2 separate regions of the Homo sapiens genome follow, and region 2 is linked to region 1. A link is a contact called in ENCODE Hi-C or POLR2A ChIA-PET data. All regions are on one chromosome and are shown on one strand. Each heading gives the region's core, a stretch centred on a gene start or an enhancer-like site at or near the end of the contact. The rest is flanking DNA. Distances are from core to core; before and after follow the strand shown.

The links. Hi-C counts contacts between places; a loop is a spot of excess contacts on that map. ChIA-PET counts read pairs that join two places held with the same protein, here RNA polymerase II (POLR2A). Pooled maps may share reads with other maps.
Region 2: a pooled map shows a loop between it and region 1 (2.0-fold over the local background). The contact joins two enhancer-like sites. A Hi-C loop is called at or near these places in 5 of 50 pooled maps. POLR2A ChIA-PET finds 5 or more read pairs at or near these places in 7 of 52 experiments (GM12878, T-cell, WTC11 and 4 more).

Annotation. Positions count from the first base shown.
Region 1 is chr12:611,586-617,955 of GRCh38, reverse strand. All of the region lies in intron 1 of NINJ2 (ninjurin 2), which reads left to right. Among named protein-coding and RNA genes, the nearest start is that of NINJ2-AS1, 16 kb to the left of the region's middle. Within about 2 kb of position 3,460, at least 10 of the 41 ENCODE cell types and tissues checked have a DNase peak (open chromatin) inside an H3K27ac peak, as active enhancers do.
Region 2 is chr12:792,373-799,221 of GRCh38, reverse strand. The region is part of intron 1 of WNK1 (WNK lysine deficient protein kinase 1); the gene reads right to left. Among named protein-coding and RNA genes, the nearest start is that of WNK1, 43 kb to the right of the region's middle. Within about 2 kb of position 3,746, at least 3 of the 41 ENCODE cell types and tissues checked have a DNase peak (open chromatin) inside an H3K27ac peak, as active enhancers do.

The sequences.
Region 1 (6,370 bases), core at 2,211-4,710:
TAATATCTGAAAATTTTACCTGGGCACCAAGTGCCCAGAGAAAGAGGCACCTGGTGTTGGATGGACTTGAGTGTCAGGGCCCTGGGGTGAGCAAGGGCTTGGAGAACAAGTGACTTCAGACTGACCTGTGAGGGAGAGGCCCCTTCTTAGGAGGCAGGGCCCTGACCTCGCTGCCCAACAGAAGTTGCCCAATCTCTGTGGCTAAACAAAGAGAGCTGAGATGAGGAAACCAGAACGTCCTGGGGAGTGAGCGCAGAGCACAGAAAACACGGCGACGCCAGCGGGGCTGCAGCTGGGAGTGCTCAGCCAGCCGGCCTTCTGTGTAGGAAAGCCCTGGGGGAGCTCAGGGACCTGTGAGAAGAAGCACAGCAGCCTGAGCCTTTTATCCCCAGGAGCTTCAGAGCTGCACAGGCATCCTCTAATGTCAAGGCCAGAAAGAAAGGGGATGTGAACTGCTGCGCTTCAGCCAGGACACTTGCCTCATCAGCTGTTGTGGAGGCAGGTCTGGAGGCAGAAGGAATGCTTGGGCCACGGATATGCAGGGGCAGGATTAGAAGGAAGGATTCTCAGCACGCGGCCAGGGCTTTAGGGAAGGCTTCGTGAGGGGAGGACGTGCTCTGACTGCTGTGGGCTCTTCCCCCAGTGTCTTTCCTCTGTTGTCCTCTTAGCGCATCCCAGGCTTTACTACAACAACTTCGCTTAGATTAGGGACCTAGGGCAAGAACAGGGGGTGAACACACTTTTTTGTTTTTGAGATGGAGTCTTGCTTTGTCGCCCAGGCTGGAGTGCAATGGAGTGATCAGCTCACTGCAACCTCCGCCTCCCAGGTTCCAGCGATTCTCCTGCCTCAGCCTCCCGAGTAGCAGGGATTACAGGTGTGCGCCACCACGTCTGGCTAATTTTTGTATTTTTAGTAGAGACGGGGTTTCACCATGTTGGCCAGGCTGGTCTTGAACTCTTGACCTCAGGTGATCCGCCAACCTTGGCCTCCCAAAGTGCTGGGATTACAGGCATGAGCCACTGCGCCCGGCTGAGCACACTTTTTTTAAAGAACTGGAGGCAATGCTAGCTTTCCAAGTGCCTGAGATGCCAAGGTAAGCTTTTAGCGTCTTTTGATCCTTCATTGGTTCAACTAGGGATTCTTGTCTCCACACTTAGGTCACATCAGATGCTATTGTGTAGAAAGGTGTCTCATTTTGGATAAATCTTAAAGGTACAAGAGAGGAGAACACTAGCAGTTTCCTGACACCACTCAGAAGTCTTGCTTCTAATTTATAAGTTGGTAGCTAGGCCCATTTTGTAGTCAAGAAGTCCCTTTTCTTGGCATCGTGGCCTCTTTCCTATTTGGAGGGGGAATGGGGTGGGTTTCCTGCAACCTGCAGCACTGTCACCGTCATTACCCTGGGACCAGAGCAGTCCCACTCTTCACTGTAATGAAGCTCACGCACAGATGATCGTCTAGATTCCATCTCCAAACATTTTGTTCTGCCACCACCCAACGACCCAGTCTTATGTTCTCCCAAGACCAAACCCCTGGACCTACACACAGTCCTCTCTCTCAGGCAGTCTAGAATATTCAGCAGAATGCAAGAAGTCATGAGGTATAAACCATGGTGGGATTAGTAACTTACAGGACACAACCTGGTTACTCAGTGCAGCTTGACACAGTTTATCCCAATGGTAAGGTCATTACCATGGCCTTTGCTTCCTTCTTTCCTCCTCCAGCCTCTGTTCTTGGAGAAGTCCAAGTCAGCTCCTGGAGTTTTCCTGACTATAGGACTTTGCTTCAAAATCTAGTCCAGGCAACCCGTTGAAATGGCAATGCAGTCCTGGTTTTTTTATACTCAGAAGTTTCCTTGAACCAGTCCTTTACCTTCCTGAGAACTTCCTTTACCGCAACAAATTCTTATCAGCTTTCTCTAACTACTATACCTCTGGCCCATTACAAGTACTGCTTTCTGCAGCCCCTCACCCTAGCTAAAACCCCCTGGAATGATATTCTAGCTCTCCGAGAGTGTGCCTCACTTTTCCTTTCAGCCCTTTCCTCTCAGACACTTCCTACATCAACACAACTGCTCTGCCAATTGTAGGATTTTCCCTTGCTTGTCAGATGACCCTGAAAAGGGCATGTGAAGTCGTGTGAGGCACATTTCCTGTGCTTGGGATGCATGCAGCCCACAGGATGACAGTCCCACACATAGCCCTCTAATAGCCCATGGTACGTGCTGTACTAGTGGAGTGAAGCAAATGCTTTGGGAGAACTGAGAAAGAGGGATAAATTTAGCCGATAGGAGCTGAGGAAGGCTTCCCAAGGGCTGTGGCAGTGGAGCTGGGCTTTGAAGGGTGAGCAGAGTTTCTTTTTTTTTAAGATGGAGTTTCGCTCTTGTCGCCCGGGGCTAGAGTGCAATGGTGTGATCTCGGCTCACTGCAACCTCCGGCTCCCAGGTTCAAGCAATTCTCCTGCCTCAGCCTCCCAAGTAGTTGGGATTACAGGCATGCGCCACTACGCCCGGCTAATTTTTTATTTTTGGTAGAGACGGGATTTCTCTGTGTTGGTCAGGCTGGTCTTGAACTCCTGACCTCAGGTGATCCACCTGCCTCGGCCTCCCAAAGTGCTGGGATTACAGGCATGAGCCAGAGTTTCTTAGTAGAGAAAAGAACGAGAAGGAGATCTAGCCTTTGGAAAAGCTGTCAGTCATTTAAAAAAATCATGCTCCTCTTGGTAAATATAAGGTGTTCTCATTTAGCACCCTGATTGCTGAGATTTGGATGTAGCTTCCTAATGGGGCGTGCATATCTCCTTTGAGAGTCACTCATTTATCAGAGCTGAAAGATGACTGTAGGTTATTATTTCTATAATCCATAATGAAATCAGAGAGTCCTCCCCTACCTTACACATTCACACAAACCGCTCTCCCGACTCTTCAGAGAGACCATGGGAGTGCAGAATCCTCCTGTGGCTGGTGTCAGGGACGTGGGCTTGTGCGCTAAATGGAAGCAGTTAAGACCTCAAGCCTGCATCTTTTGAGCTCGGGACCACAGCCTCCATGAGCCAGCAGCTTCCTTGTCTTTGCATAACTGCTATTTGTTTTTCATAGAGCGCTGACAATGCACGCTGCCCGACGTGTGAAGACATGGTCTTGCCCCTAGGCCTCTGGGAACCTGAGCTAGACAGACACTCAGCTCTGGGTGCAAACACAGCTCAAAAAACAGGCAGGCCGAGCCCTGAGGTGTCAAGCCTTTGTTCCCTTCTTTGGAGGAAAAAAAAATGAGCTAACTAAGTGACTTCTCTGGATAAGAGGGAAGCAGGAATCCTCTTAGAGCACAGGTACTAAAGAACGTCTAGGCATGGAGGAGGAAGACATGTAGAGAGGCAAGTAGGGAATGCAAGGGGAAGAAGACAGAGGGAGGGAGCCAGGCCCGGCAGGACTGTGAGGGAAGAGTGCCATCTGCTGAGCCCCCCGTGGGCACACAGGCACACCGCCACCCCCACCCCACCATGTCCCCTGGGCATGAAGCTCACGCACAGATGATCATCTAGATTCCATCTCCAAACATTTTGTTCTGCCACCACCCAACGACCCAGACTTATGTTCTCCCAAGACCAAGTCCCTGGACCTACACACAGTCCTCTCCCTCATGCAGTCTAGAATATTCAGCCGAATGCAAGAAGTCATGAGGTATAAACCACAGTGGGATTAGTAACTTCCCAATACCCATGGACCCAAACCAAGCTGAGCAGGTGCCTGTGGAGAAGGCTGGAAAGTCAAGGCAGCAACCATCGCTAAGGATGGTCTTCTTTAGGAGGCAGTAGGACATCGTGTAAGAGACTGTTCTTACTAGCCACGTGCTATGGACAAGCTGCTTGGCCTTTCTCCACCCCACATGCCTGTGGCTTCTGGAAGGGCTTAAATGAATAGCACCTGGAAAGAAAATGCCAGTGTGGGGCCTGGCACATGGTGGAGGTACCATCATTGCTCCTTCCAGAGAAGAAAGGCCATTTTTAATTAATTAATTAATTTATTTATTTAATTTATTATTATTATTTTTTGAGACAAAGTCTCACTCTGTCACCCGGGCTGGAGTGCAGTGGCGCGATCTCGGCTCACTGCAAGCTCCATCTCCTGGGTTCACGCCATTCTCCTGCCTCAGCCTCCTGAGTAGCTGGGACTACAGGCGCCCGCCACCACGCCCGGCTAATTTTTTGAATTTTTAGTAGAGACGGGGTTTCACCGTATTAGCCAGGATGGTCTTGATCTCCTGACCTCGTGATCTGCCCGCCTCAGCCTCCCAAAGTGCTGGGATTACAGGCGTGAGCCACCGCGCCCGGCCTATTTATTTATTTTTGAGACAGAGTCTCGTTCTGTCTCCTAGTCTGGAGTGTAATGTCGCAATCTTGGCTCACTGCAACCTCTGCCTCCTAAGTTCAAGCAATTCTCCTGCCTCAGCCTCCCAAGTAGCTGGGATTACAGGTGCCTGCCACTATGCCCAGCTAATTTTTTGTACTTTTAGTAGAGATGGGGTTTCACCATATTGGCTAGGCTAGTCTTGAACTCCTGACCTCAGGTGATCCACCTGCCTCAGCCTACAAAAGTGCTGGGATTATAGGCATGAGCCACCGCCCCCAGCCCATTTATTATTTAAAATGCGTGATGAGATTTAGAATTATAGAGAAAGACCCAGAAAAAGGAGAAAAGGATACATTTTCATTTTTCTTAGGAGCCGCAGATATGCTTGATTTGACATAGCTGTCACAGGGATTTTGCTCATTAGCATGGGGAAACTATTCCTAGTGTGTCAGAGCACCCCCAGATTGGGCCAGCCAGGGATGGCAGGGGAGGAGGAGTGAACCTGGGAGTGCTGGGCTGGGGTCCAGTTGAAACTCTGCCACTGAATTGCACGCTTTGGACATGTCACTAAGCCTTTCTGGTCACACCTTGCCTGATGCCTTTTGTCCCTTTCACCCTGATTCTGTGATTCCATGAGGCCTGTTTAGCATCCCTTGGAAGACCCATGGATTGATTCACCAATCAGCCGATCAGGCGATCAATCTGTCTATCTACCTAGTTCACCTCAGGACCTTCTATGATTGCAGTGACGGAGAGGACCCGGTGTGCCAAGGGTGTGCTGCAGACACATGGGTCCTCTGGTTTTGAGGATACACAGATCTTTACAAGGATCAGAAGAGACTCAGGCACTTTGGGTTACGGGTGACAGAAAGGAACCTAAAGCATCTGAGACCAAAAGAGGGAGTTTATCATAAAGTGTCAGGATCTCTCCCAAGAACCACACAACAGGGAGATCAGGGAGGTCATCCAAGTGCCTGGGCCAGAACCTCGAGCCCTACCAACCCAGACAGCTCCTTCCCTCTGCTTTTCTGGGGCTGCCTGGCCTCTCATTTTTGCTTCTCCTGGTGCATCTTGGTTCATGTAGTCCGTGGAGGTTGAATAGCAACAGTGAATCTCAGTTCCAGATTAATGGAAGGGAAAATCTGATTGGCCCTGCTTGGACAGGACTCCCGCCCCTACTCTACCCAGCCTGAGCCAGATATTCCTGGACCGGATATAATGTCACCAGGCTACCTCCTAGGTGTGTGGAATTGGGGGTTTCTCAGAGAACGGGAGGTTGCGACTGCCCCGACACCCCACAGAGTGTTGTGTTAGGATGCAGGTTTCACTGACGCAAGACGCCAAATAATAACAGCTTAGACCAAAATGGAAGTTTATTTCTCGCCTGTGTGTAATAGTCTGCGTGCAGACAGTCCAGGGATAATACAGTAGCTCCACGGTGTTTGGGACCCAAGCTCCTTCTAGCTTGTTGCTCTGCTCCTGGGATATGTACCTTATACACATGATTGAAGATGCTCACCACAATCTCCACATTCCAGCCTGGGAAAAAGGGAGGGAGGGGATAGAGAAGACAGGTGCCTTCCTTTTAGGGCCACAATTCTTCTTGCTAAGTTCTCATTAGCCAGACCTTGGTCATACAGCCCTGCTGCTGCAAGACGGATTGGGAAATGCTGACTTTAGCTAAGTGGTCATGCATCCCGTCAAATATTCTACTATCCTGCAAGAAGGTCAAATAGATATTGGGGGGCAACCTCCTACAACAAGTAATAATGGCCTCGCTTCCTGGAAACTCATGGAAGTTTTTCTCTCTTCTGACTTCTAGCAGGTTATTTATTGCCAAGAAAGAGGTATGGTGGGTATGGGAAGAATATCTACAGGGAAATGCTTCCAAAGGTGTAACCAGGAGGAGTTTAGACTAAATGATTTCTAAAATCCTTTCTTACTTTTATGCCACTTCAAGAAAGCCCTGGGAGCCGGGCACAGTGGCTCATGCCTATAATCCCAACTTTGGGAGGCTGAGG
Region 2 (6,849 bases), core at 2,497-4,996, 180 kb before region 1:
AGCCCAGGAGGTTGAGGCTGCTGTAAGCTGAAATTGCGCCACTGCACTCCAGCCTGGGCAACAGAGCAAGACTCTGTCTCAAAAAAGACATGCTCACCAAAACAGAAATTCAATGAAAGCTTGCAAAATAATGTCAACCTAAAATATCAGGCAAGTAGTTGGGGACGGGGGGAAGGTTGTTACAAGAATTCCAACATATAAATATATGCCCCCCCAAAAAAGAGAATAGGGAAAAATGAAGGAGTGAAAATTATCCAAGAATTAGAACACTTCCCAAAACAGAAAAACATATTTACAAGGGTCTATTTAACATCCCCGTACAATAGATGGTAGAGAAAAAGTAAAAATTAAGAGAAGTTTCCAAAACCAAAAAAATATCTAGGAGATGGGGAGAAATACCACGAGTGTCAAGGAGGAAAATGAAATAAACAGAATCCTAAACAAAACCAGATTTTTTTAAAAAGGAAAAGTATGTTCATATGTGGAGGCAAAGTTTATTATACATGCATATTTTCTTACTAGCAAGACACTTAAATATGTATTCATAGATTTTTAAATAATTTATTAAAAAGAGGAACACAATTAAAGGAAAAAAAAGACAGTTGTGCAGCATACTCAGAAAGCAGTAAGTTCAGATCAGCAGGATAGAAAAGTCTGAAGAATTCCCTAGGAAGGCAGAAGACTCGATATACTGGATGGGAAAATGAAAACTTTGAAAATGCAATAGTAAGGCTGGGCTTGGTGGCTCACGCCTGTCATCCCAGCACTTTGGGAGGCCGAGGCGGGCAGATCACGAGGTCAGGAGATCGAGACCATCCTGGCTAACACAGTGAAACTCCGTCTCTACTAAAAAATATAAAAAATTAGCCGGGCGTGGTGGAGGGTGCCTGTAGTCCCAGCTATTCAGGAGGCTGAGGTGGGAGAATGGCGTGAACCCGGGAGGCGGAGGTTGCAGTGAGCCGAGATCGGGCCACTGCACTCCAGCCTGGGCGACAGAGCCAGACTCCGTCTCAAAAACAAAAAAAAAAAGAAAATGCAATAAGAAAAAAACCAAGGCAATTTGAAATGACAGGAAAACCAGGAAGCAGAACAAGGAAGTATAAAAAGGAGCTCTATCCATAACTAGTTACCTTAGAGAAATGTCAGCCAGACACAATTGATTTTCACTTTTAGACATTTTTAAAAGACAGAAGGCAGATATTAATATTACTCATCTTCACAATGTAAAATACATAGAATAGAGGTTAGACAGTGATTTTTTTTTTTTTTTTTTGAGACAGAGTCTCACTCTGTCACCCAGGCTGGAGTGCAGTGGTGCGATCTCGGCTCACTGCAACCTCCACTTCCCGGGTTCAAGCGATTATCCTGTCTCAGCCTCCTGAGTAGCTGAGATTACAGGCGCCCGCCACCATGCCCGGCTAATTTTTTTGTATTTTCAGTAAAGATGGGGGTTTCACGGTGTTGGCCAGGCTCGTCTCGAACTCTTGACCTCCAGTGATCCACCTGCCTCGGCCTCCGAAAGTGCTGGGATTACAGGTGTGAGCCACAGCCGCCTGGCCAGATAGTGATTTTAAGAGAGTGAGAGTATTATGGTCATCTTACAAAGTAGAGAGTAGAACCTGTCTGCATTTGATGCAATAATAAATAAAAGTATGGCATAGGTAGAATACCTAAAGTTGAAATTGACACCAACTGAACGCCGATAATTTGCATACTATCATTAGGATTGCTGCTGTATTATTACGATCATTTGAAAATCTAACATTCCCCCAAAATCTACCTTTTTATAAAACTTAAATTTATTGGTATAAAGAAATTTTACATTACAATACTGATTCAAAACCACTAATCTGATGTTTCTCTTATATAGAAGGTAATCATAAAAATGTTACTAAACTCTAGCTAAATTCTGCCAATCTTTATTGAACACAATATCCATCCAACAATTATAGCTACAGCCTTAAAGAACACAGTAATCACAGTAAGAATGACACAATCATTATGAGAAGAGCGTATAAGTACAACAAGGAGACAAAAAAGAGATTAATTTCTGAGAGGATTCTTTAAAGAAACATTTATTTATTTTCATGAATATGAATTTAATAGGAATGCAAAAAGAAGAACGTGGGTGTGGAAATGAAAATCAGCATATGTATAGTAACTTAAAATAAAGTCTGGGAATTGTTTATATAATTTTAGAAGAGATGGTAGGAGAGAAGATTGGATAAACACTAAAATCTTGAGAACTTCACATAACAATAAGGAGATTAAAATTTATACTGTGGAGAATAGGGCACCACCGAAAATTTTAAAAGATGTGATCAGATTTGCATCTTCATAAGATTGATCATGCTTGCATTGGTGTGGAACAGAGAGAAGTGTAATTAGACTTAGGAAGATCATTTTTGGTTGATATATTGGTACAGATGAGGGAGAATCAAGATGACAAGGTGGCTGATTAGAAATGGAAAATGAAGATATAAAGGAGGAAGAGAAGTCTAGGATGATTCTCAGAACTTTCTGGTTTTGTTTTTTAGGGGCAGGAAAAATGGTTAGGTAGGGAGACTTCTTGAAATAGATCTGTCTATAGCCACAAAGAAATTTAAGTTATCCCAAATTGATCATTCAACTTCAATTTGAGATTTCAGCTGGGCGCAGTGGCTCATGCCTGTAATCCCAGCACTTTGGGAGGCCAAGGTGGGTGGATCACCTGAGGTTTCAAATTTCATTAAGAATTCTGATTATATTCTTTCTGAATTTCTCATATATTCATTTCCCTTTCCCTTTCCAATTATCAAGCTCCTTATTGCGTAATACAGGAAAGTATGTGTTTCCTACTCCTCTGCCTTATAATTTCTCTGGTTCCTATACTTCAGAAAAATACATGACAAGTAGCACAACAGATGGAATAAAGGAATTAAGAATATACTGTTACAAGGTCCTTATACTAATCTTGAAGGGTAGAATATTATTTGAAGGCAGATTAATTTAAAATGTATATTATAAGCACAAGAGCAACCACTAAAAAAAATTAAAAATAAGATACATGGTCAGGAGTGGTGGCTCACGTCTGTAATCCCAACACTTTGGGAGGCCAGGAAGGGCAGATCACCTGAGCTCAGGAATTCAAGACCAGCCTGGACAACATGGTGAAACCCTGTCTCTACAAACGCATACAAAAATTAGCTGGGCATGGTGGAGGGCTACTCAAGAGGCTGCGGTGGGAAGGTCACTTGAACCCGGGAGGCAGAGGTTGCAGTCAGCTGAGATTTGCACCAGTGCACTCTGGCCTGGGTGACAGAGTGTGACTCTGTCTCAAAAAGAAGAAGGAGAAAAGAAGATACTTGTTAAGCCAATGGATAAAAAGAGAAATGTTAAATGACCCCCAAAGCATAAAAATTTTTTTCTTTAAAGGAACAAAGAGAAAACAGTAAGCAACAGTATCAATATTATAATGGGCAAACTTCAAGAAACTGTATAGCAAGAGAGTAGATGATCTAGATAAAATGGAAAGAAATTCCTAGAAAGACACGAACTATAGAAACTGTATTAGTCAGTTTTCATGCTGCTGATAAAGACATATCCAAGACTGGGTTTAACTGTACTCACAGTTCTATGTGGCTGGGGAGGCCTCAGAATCGTGGCAGAAGGCAAGGAGGAGCAAGTCATGTCTTACATCAATGGTGGCAGACAGAGAATGAGAACCAACCAAGCAAAACAGTTTCCCCTTATCAAACCATCAGATCTCTGAGACTTATTCACTATCATGAGAACAGTATGGAGGAAACGGCCCCCATGATTCAATTACCTCCAGCTGGCCCCGCCACTGACACATGAAGATTATTACATTTCAAAGTGAGACTTGGGTGGGGGGATACAGAGCCAAACCATATCAGAAACTGACTCAAGAAAAAAAAAAAAAAAACAACGGAAAATCTGAATAGACCTATAACAAGAAAGGAGACTGAATTAGTAATTTAACAAACTTTCCACAATGAAAAGCCCAGGCCCAGATCACTTCACTGATGAGTTCTATAAAACACTTAAATAATTGACATCAATTATTCACAAATTCTTCCAAAAAATATAAGAGGAATTCTATGAGGCCAGTATTAACCTAACACCAATGCCAGATAGAAACATCACAAGGAAACTAAAGGACAGTATCTTGGCCAGGCATGGTAGCTCATGACTGTAATCCTAGCTCTTCAGGAGGCCAAGGCAGGAGGATCACTTGAGGTTAGAACAAGACCAGCTTGGGCAACACAGCAAGACCACATCTCTACACAATTTTTTAAAAAAATTAGCCAGGCACGATGATACGCACCCATAGTCTTAGCTACTTGGGAGACAGAGGTGGGAGAACTGCTTGAGCTCAGGAGTTTGAGGTTACAGTGAGCCATGATTGTGCCTCTGCACTCCAGCCAAGATGACAGAGCAAGACTGTCTCTAATAAATGAATACATAAATATTTTAAAAGAAGAATATTCCTTATTAATACAAACACAAAAATCCTCACCAAAATACAAACAAACCAAATCCAGCAACTAAAAAGGATTATTTCCCATGGCCACATGGGATTTATCCCAGGAATCCAAGGTTTAGCATCCAAAAATTAGTGTAGTACACCCCATACAGTACAAAGCCCATACGATTATCTCCATAGACACAGAAAAAGCACCGAAGTCCAACACCCTTTCATTTAAAAAAAAAAAAAAATTCAACCAACTAGGAAAAAGGAACATCTTCAGTTGGATAAAGGGCATCTAGGAAAACCCCACAGCTAACATTATGCTTAACCTTATTAGCGCAGATGAAGATGTAAAGAAATTGGAACCCTCATTCGCTGCTGTAGAGAATGTAAAATGGTAGTCACCTTGAAAAACAGGTTTGCAGTTCCTTAAAAGGTTCAACAGAATTACCATATAACCCAGCAATTTCACTCTTTACTATCTGCTCAAGAGAAATTCAAGTATATGTTAATATAAAACCTTATAAATGAACGTTTATAGCAGCATTATTCATAATAACCCAAAACGGGAAACAACACAAATGTCAATCAACTGATGAATAAACACAATGGTATCTCCATACAATCAAATATTAATTACTCAACCATAAAAATGAAGTGCTGATCCATGCTATAACATGGATGAACATTAAAAACATTACACTGAGTGAAAAAAGCCAGTCACAAGAGATCACATATTATATGGTTCCACTTATATAAAATGTCCAGAATAGGCAAATCTAGAGACATAGTAGGTTAGTGGTTATCCACACAACTGGAAGAGTTGAGGGGAAATGGAGTTTTCTTTTTTTTTGGAGGAAGTGATTAAAATGTTCTAAAACTTAGTACTGTGATGGTTGCACAATTCTGAATATACTTTAAAAACCACTGAATTGTATATTTTAACCAAGTGAATTGTATAGTATGTGAATTATCTCAATAAAGCTGTTTATAAAAATGCAAATGGTAAGTTAACAATAAAATAATGCAAACTATCATCATATAGATTTAAGAACTGCCATATTTAGTCAACCTATAGTGCTTCTAATCCAGTGTTCTGTCTCAGGGCCAGACAAGAATATACATATAGTGAGAAGAAATGGCCCACTTCATTTAGGAAGAATAGGGAAGACAGTTCTAAAACCATACCGTCACCCAATATGAATCTCTATTATCCTGATCCTTTTGAAAACTGTTATCAACCTGTCTTTTCATTTGGAATAATTATTTCCAATGTTTTACTACCAATTGAAAAAAGAAATACTATCATTATTTTTGACCGAAATTTACTATTTAGCTCTTGTGGGCAGTCTCCTTGTTTTAATTTACATTAATTAGGAGAACCAACACGTTTTCTCCTTTTTAACTTTATAGGCTTTTCTAGTCACCCAACTTCAGTAAACTCTACTTTATAAAGTTCTTCCATAAAACAGCTAAGAATTTGGTATCTCAATGATTCTAAAAACTACAGAGAAAACATCTGACTCATTCATTCATCATAAAAAGCCTATTATTTGGTAACAGTCATTTTTACTAGGCCACATGAAGATGTTATTCTCTAAAATTAAATGGCTGGCTGATTGTGCTCTATTGCTATAAGTTTATTTCTTAGGTACAGGAGGATCATATAGAAGCATGTTAGCCTTGTTTATTAATAATAGCAGCTACCGTGACTTAGTTACCAGGCTAAGGTGTCCACATGTAGTCTCATTTAAACCTTGTAATAACACTAAAACATTACCCTCATTTTACACATGAAGAAAACAGAGGCTTAAAGGTATTTATATCCAAGTTGTGTCTCTTGTCCTGAGTTCACTAGACCTGATTAAGAACTCTATGAATTAAAGAAAAAAAAAGTCATAGAATAATATGTTTATATATATTTTTTTTAATGTGAGTACATATTTGTGTAAAAGCATGAAGAATTGGAAATACATACAAATATATGGTTGCCTCTGGGCAAAGGAGTAAAGGAGGTTAGGGTCAAGAAAGAACTTCCAGGTTCTGCTGTAAATTTTTTATATGGCTTTAATCTTAAGCAAAACAATATAAATGTATTCCTCATTGTAAGCTTTTTTGTTACAAGAATAACAGTATCAGCCGGGCGTGGTGACTCATACCTGTAATCCCAGCACTTTGGGAGGCTGAGGTGGGCGGATCACGAGGTCAGGAGTTCTAGACCAGGCTGGCCAACATGGTGAAACCCCACATCTACTAAAAGTACAAAAAAATTAGCTGGGCGTGGTGGCGGGTGCCTGTAGTCCCAGCTACTCAGGAGGCTGAGGCAGGGAGAATCACTTGAGGCTGGGAAGCGGAGGCTGCAGTGAGCCGAGATTGCA